2 separate regions of the Homo sapiens genome follow, and region 1 is linked to region 2. Evidence: chromatin contacts called from ENCODE Hi-C data. All regions are on one chromosome and are shown on one strand. The core of a region is the stretch at or near the end of the contact, and the rest is flanking DNA. Distances in the headings are between cores, read along the strand shown. Region 1 holds the start of GTF3C2 (general transcription factor IIIC subunit 2). Region 2 holds the start of DNAJC27 (DnaJ heat shock protein family (Hsp40) member C27).

Region 1 (2,987 bases), core at 322-2,821, 2.4 Mb before region 2:
GCAGTGAGCCGTGATTGCACCACTGTCCTCCAGCCTGGGTGACAGAGCAAGACCCTGTCTCAAAACAAACAAACAAACAAACAAACACCTAGTAGAAATTAGAGGCAGAGAAGTAGATCAGTGAAAAGATTGGTTATAAATCAAAATTACAAATGCACCTAAAACTTTGGTTCACAATTCCACTTCTAGAAATTATCCTACCCATATAGTTACACATTTGAAGTAATTTAGATGCAAGGTTACTTATAGCAGTGTGATTTATAATAGCAAGGGACCATTGTTTATAACAGCAAAACCATGTAAATATGCATCAATATCAACAAGGCACTAGTTATACCACATCCACCCAATTAAATGCTAACTAGTTATAGCACAGAATGAGAAAGGTTTTTGTGTACAGAAATGGAATAATGGCCAAACTCAGTGACTTACACCTGTGATCGCAGCACTATGGGAGGCTGAGGCAAGAGGATCACTTCAGGTCAGGTGTTCAAGACCAGCCTGGTCAACATAACGAGACCCCATCTCTAGAAAAAATTAAAAAATTAGGCCGGGCGCGGTGGCTCATGCCTGTAATCCCAGCACTTTGGGAGGCTGAGGCAGGCGTATCACAAGGTCAGGAGTTCGAGACCAGCCTGGCCAACATAGTGAAACCCCTTCTCTACTAAAAAGACAAAAATTATCCGGGCTTGGTGGCGGGCGCCTGTAATCTCAGCTACTCGGGAGGCTGAGGCAGGACAATTGCTTGAACCCGGGAGGCGGAGTTTGCAGTGAGCCGAGATCGCGCCACTGCACTCCAGCCTGGGGACAGAGCAAGACTCCATCTCAGGAAAAAATAAAAATAAAAATAAAAACGGGGTCTCACTATGTTGCCCAGGCTGGTATCGAATTCCTGGGCTCAAGTGATCCTCCCCCGCCTTGGCCTCCCAAAGTGCTGGGATTACAGACAGGAGCTACCATACCCAGCCAAAGTCATGCTTTTCTACTCCTACTCCTTCCCTTCCTTGTCCTCTTTCCAAGCTCTCTCGGGCCCATCCCTGACTTCACTACTGGCAGAATCCTCCAGCGGCCGGCGGCGAGGACTTCTTTGTCTCCCAGACTCCGCCTTGGGCTCGGACGCCGCCAGGGTTGCAGGTACAGACTCTCTGGTCTAGCTGGCTCTTCCGGCCACAGGCGCGGCAGTCCGGCCGGAAAGGCCGGATTCAGGGATCCAGAGCGCGAGCCCGGCCTGGGAGTCCGCCTACTCCCGGCTCCCGTCGAGGCCGCGTGGGATCCCGTTGGCCGCGCAGGCGTCGATCTCCCCTTTTTGACACTGCAACTCCCATGAGGCCCTGCAGCGTCCCTGGCGCCGCTGAAGACGCCCTGGAACTCGGCTGGCTTCGGAGGGCTCGGTGACTCTGGCCGCGCTGCATTATGGAATACAGAGTCTAAGAGAAAACTAGCCCGGCACCGACTCCGGACCAAGCACACGTGTTTACCTTGTGCACTGGGGTGGGGGCGTCAGTGAAGAGCAGCTAACAAGATTTCGTCATAAGACCGCGACCAGACAGGCGGCGCCATCTTCGAACTTAGACTTCCGGAAGGACTTTGGCGAGGGTGAGTGTATCGCCGCAGCGGGTGTGTGGGGGGCCCCACAATTACTCCTCCCCCTTCTTTTGCCATAGCACTAAGATATTGGGAACAAACTCCTGGCTCCGCTCTTCTCCCAGCCACAGCAGCGCGCCTTTCAGCGTCTGCGCTCCTACAGAGCACCATCATGCTCCGCACCTTCCCTACTGTGGCCACCGTGCACCCCCCATCTCTGCAAGCCTCGGGTCTTGCCCTCCTCCCCCACGCGGTGTCGGTAACGCGGAAGCCTGTGTCCGGGCGTAGGCGCTGCATACGTAGCGTCCCTCGAACTCGGCGAACCTACAGTAGTCCTTGTTAGAAAAACCAGGGCTCCTCTCCCGCACAGGCTAGGGGAGAAATCTACCTTCACGCCCAGGACTGAAGAAGGGCAGGTGATGGCCCCTAGAGTGGTTGTGGGTCAATCTCTTTCAGCTGTGTCCCAGCCTCTTCCTCGAGGAGGCTCTTTAACCCCGAGGGTTGTGCCCCGCGCGCTGCAACGCCATTGGCGTAACCAAGGGCCAGTTGTGTTTCCCTGTCTAGTCCTTTTGTCCCGTGGCAAGTTGGCTGCCTGTTGGGGAAGTCAGAGGTGGCGACTTCAACTCCGTCGGAGGCAACTCACTTTGTTGGAGGGATGTATAGGGTATGGACAAACCTCTTTGTTCCAGAGGCATATACAATTTTAAGTCAATCCCGTGCCATCACTATTTTTGCAATCTCTTATCAATTGTACTATTGTTTTCTGAATAGTTCTCTTTAAATTGACTTACTTAAAAAGTTTAAATGCATTAGTCTCGACCTAAGCAATATAAATGAAACCGTGGGTTTCATGGGCTACTTATAATTGTTTATGTAAGTTGAAATAAAAGCACTAGTCATTAAAATGTTCGTTTTCGTACCATTAAAATCATCTTGCATACCGCCAGTTGTACCCTAGGAACACTTTAGGAAACAATATATTAAGCTAAGCAGTGTATTCAAAGTAATTTCATACTTAAGGTGCAGTGTTGTGTCATTATTTTTTCTTGGCTGGGGAGGTCAAGCTGGCATCCTGGAGCAGCATGGGAACCAGACAGATTGGGGTGCAATGGAAGGTTTTAGAAACTCAGTACGAATTTACTGATCATCTATTCCTTTACTGTGTATCCAGAATTTGTACCATTACATCCTGCTGCTGCCTTCCATGAGAAGTGTATTTTTTTTTTTTTTGATACGGAGTTTTGTTCTTGTTGCCCAGGCTGGAGTGCAGTGGCGTGATCTCGGCTCACTGCAACCTCCGCCTCCCGGGTTCAAGCGATTCTCCTGCCTCAGCCTCCTGAGTAGCTGGAATTACAGGCGCGTGCCACCATGCCCGGCTACTTTTGTATTTTTAGTAGAGACGG
Region 2 (2,902 bases), core at 11-2,510:
AAACTATCCAAATTCTAACCAGGACTTATATTTCATATTTGTAAATAATTTTAGAAGCTTCAGTGAATTAAGTTATATTATTTGATTATCAAAACAATCCAGAATAAACTTGTCTTAAAAAAAACTTAATGTTTAAAAAACACATTTTAAAATTAAAATGTGGAAAATCTGACTTTACTGTGAAATGTTGAGCCTTTGCTCATTGCCTTCCTGTAATGCACTTCCCTTAAGATGTTTAAAGTTAGGTGAGAAAAGAAGCAATGCTACTTTTGTCTTTGTAATATACAGGGAAATTGGCAGCCATTTTTTTTCAGGGCACTATAAATAATCATTGTCAAGTTCTATTTATCTTCTGTAACTGAAGATATTCACTGAAAAAAAATTACCGTTCCTGTCAGACTGACTTTTATTCAAGCACTGTCACATTGTCAGCTAAAGGGAAGGGGAGAGCAGACGTCGAGGTCACGTTCGAAGCGAACAGCGGGGAGCTGAGGAAACTGACGTCCACAGCTCCAGCCTGGCTTAGCGTTAACACCTGCAGTAGACCAAGCCTTTCTCCCACAGAGGAGTCAACAAATCCATCAGAGATCTGTAATAGGAGGGCCAAGACTAAACACTCTTGCCTTGACTCCAAATAGACAACTCCATTTAAAATAAAAAACAATAGGAACCAGATTCAGAATCGCTTCACGCCTTGCCCAAGGCCCTCTTCCAGAACCAGGGTTCCGACCTCCCCACTTTCCTGGCTTTGGGGTCTGCCTCTCGGGGATCTCGAGCAAGGGGAACAAAATATTGGAGGGGGAAGAGGAGCAGCAGCCCGGCCCATGGAACCGAAAAAGAATCCAGAAAAAAAAAAAAACACTCCCAAACGGACGAGACACTACCAGACCCGCCCTGAAGAGCCAATACATTTCCACCACTCGGCTGCGAAAGCAACAAACGCCTCCCGTCCGGGCGTCCCTGAAAACAAGGACGCGCTCACCTCGAAGGGTAAACCCAGCCGCCCCCCAACGCCGCCTTCCCGTCAGGGGACGAGGCCTTAGAAACTCGGTAACTGCAGTCGCGTCTCCAGGGCCTGCAGATGACGTCAGCAGCCCCGCGCTAGCATCGCGAGACTCCCGTCTCCCTCCCCCGGCTCCCCACGCTCCCAACCGCCCGCGCCTGCTGCCAGGCAGCGGCGGGGATGGCGAGCAGCGGAGGCGAGGCGGTGACGAGAGCAGCGGCTCCGCCATTGGACGAGGAGGCCTGAGGGACGGGCCAGCGGTGCACAAGAAGAGACCGAGGCGGGTGGCCCCGAGAGAGCCAGGGCCATGGAGGCCAACATGCCGAAGCGGAAGGAGCCCGGCAGGTCTCTCCGCATCAAAGTCATCTCCATGGGCAACGCCGAAGTGGGGAAAGTGAGTACAGCGAGCCGGGAGGGGCGGGCCCCAGCGTGGCGGGGCGACGTGTCCATTGGCTGGAAGGGCGGCCACTCAACAGCCTGGGGCCCGGCCTCCTCTCCGCCCCCGAGCAGGCCCGGGTCTCAGCCGAGGGGTGCGGCTCCGCGAACGAAACTCCCCGACCTTTTTGACCTTTCCGTTGCCCCCTCGTCCTCCGACGTCACTCTTCCGGAGATGGTGTCTGGGGTGGCCTCTAAGCCTTGAATGTACCCCCAAAAGAGTAAGAAGGCCTGGGTCCCCATGAGGGGCCGTCGGCCTAGATACCTTGCCCGCGTTCTAGGGGGCCGTCCGGGACCGGGAGATGGAGGATGAAAGTTTAGTTCCCCCAGCCGGGCCTGGGAGCCGGCGGAACGTTATGGGGTGCGTGTGAGAATTTGGGGTTCGCGAAATGGTGCCCGGCAGCCCAGATTCTGCATTCCCGTCACGAGAGAGCGTAACTGACGTTGACGTGTTTCACAGGGGAGGTGCAAGGGATGGCCGGGGTCCGCGCTGTTTTGTTTTGCGTTGTGTTTTATTTTTGGTGGTGTCCCCATATCTGTTAGTTCCACCGCCCTTCTCTCTGCCCCATCTGTGGTTCATCAGCTATAAACTCTCCTTTAGTACGTGGGGAGGGAAGGCCAGAGGTAACCTGAGGCCTTTTCCCTTATGAATTCCAAGACGGCCTCCTCTTCACTCAAATTCTTTCCTTTTGGGCAAGTGGAATCTGTTGGTTAAGAACTTCCCAAGGTCATCAAATCAGTGACCGAGGAAAGATTAGAACCTAAGTCTTCACATTCCCACTGCGGTGCTCTTTCCGTCGTTGTATGCGTTCAAAATCAACTCCGAAAGAGCTGTTAAGGCAGTGCCTAGTCCAGTGCCTGGCACCCAGGAGATGCTCAGTAAATGTTTACTTAGTGTTTTTTATTTCTGTGTAGCATGATCCCGTACTACTTTTGTGTGTATGTGCTAGCATAGTATTCACTGAAAGTCAACATTTTTTTGAACGTCAGCTGTGTACGAGGTGTTTTTTTTTTTCTAGGGACTGGGCACGCTAGCTCAGGCCTGTAATACATCAGCACTTTGGGAGGACGAGGCGGGCGGATCACTTGAGGTCAGGAGTTCAAGACCAGCATAGTGAAATCCTGTCTCTACTAAAAATGCAAAATTAGCCAGGCATGGTGGTGCACGCCTTTAATCCCAGCTACTTGGGAGGCCGAGGCGGGAGAATCGCTTAAGCCGGGGAGGCAGAGGCTGCAGTGAGCCGAGATCACGCCATTGCACTCCAGCCTGGGCGGCAGAGTGAGACGCCGTCTCAAAAAAAAAAAAAAAAAAAAAAGTAATTTTACTGTGCCTAATGATACAACATTAGAAGCAGCTCAGAATGCCCAGTGTCACCACATCTACTTAACATTTTTCTAGTTTTATTAGCCAGTGCAATTAGACAAGAGTAAGAGAATATAAAAATATTAGAAAAGAGAAGGTAA

Evidence for each region. A loop is a pair of places that touch in the nucleus more often than their neighbours do. Pooled maps may share reads with other maps.
Region 1: a pooled map shows a loop between it and region 2 (16-fold over the local background). The contact joins the promoter of GTF3C2 here to the promoter of DNAJC27 in region 2. A Hi-C loop is called at or near these places in 7 of 50 pooled maps.

What each region holds. Positions count from the first base shown.
Region 1 is chr2:27,355,348-27,358,334 of GRCh38, reverse strand. GTF3C2 (general transcription factor IIIC subunit 2) reads left to right here and starts at 1,571. Exons shown (of 19, transcript NM_001035521.3): 1 at 1,571-1,596. GTF3C2-AS2 (GTF3C2 antisense RNA 2) reads right to left here and starts at 1,570. Exons shown (of 4, transcript NR_183827.1): 1 at 1,479-1,570; 2 at 433-527. RefSeq lists enhancers at 1,241-1,370, 950-1,563, 1,381-1,720, 1,771-2,050, 1,564-2,177.
Region 2 is chr2:24,970,313-24,973,214 of GRCh38, reverse strand. It overlaps DNAJC27 (DnaJ heat shock protein family (Hsp40) member C27), which reads left to right and starts at 1,260. Exons shown (of 7, transcript NM_016544.3): 1 at 1,260-1,397. The coding sequence starts at 1,311. It overlaps DNAJC27-AS1 (DNAJC27 antisense RNA 1), which reads right to left and starts at 1,103. Exons shown (of 3, transcript NR_034113.1): 1 at 983-1,103. RefSeq lists enhancers at 211-728, 940-1,019, 729-1,247, 1,230-1,339, 1,600-1,709 and 2 more and a silencer at 1,470-1,549.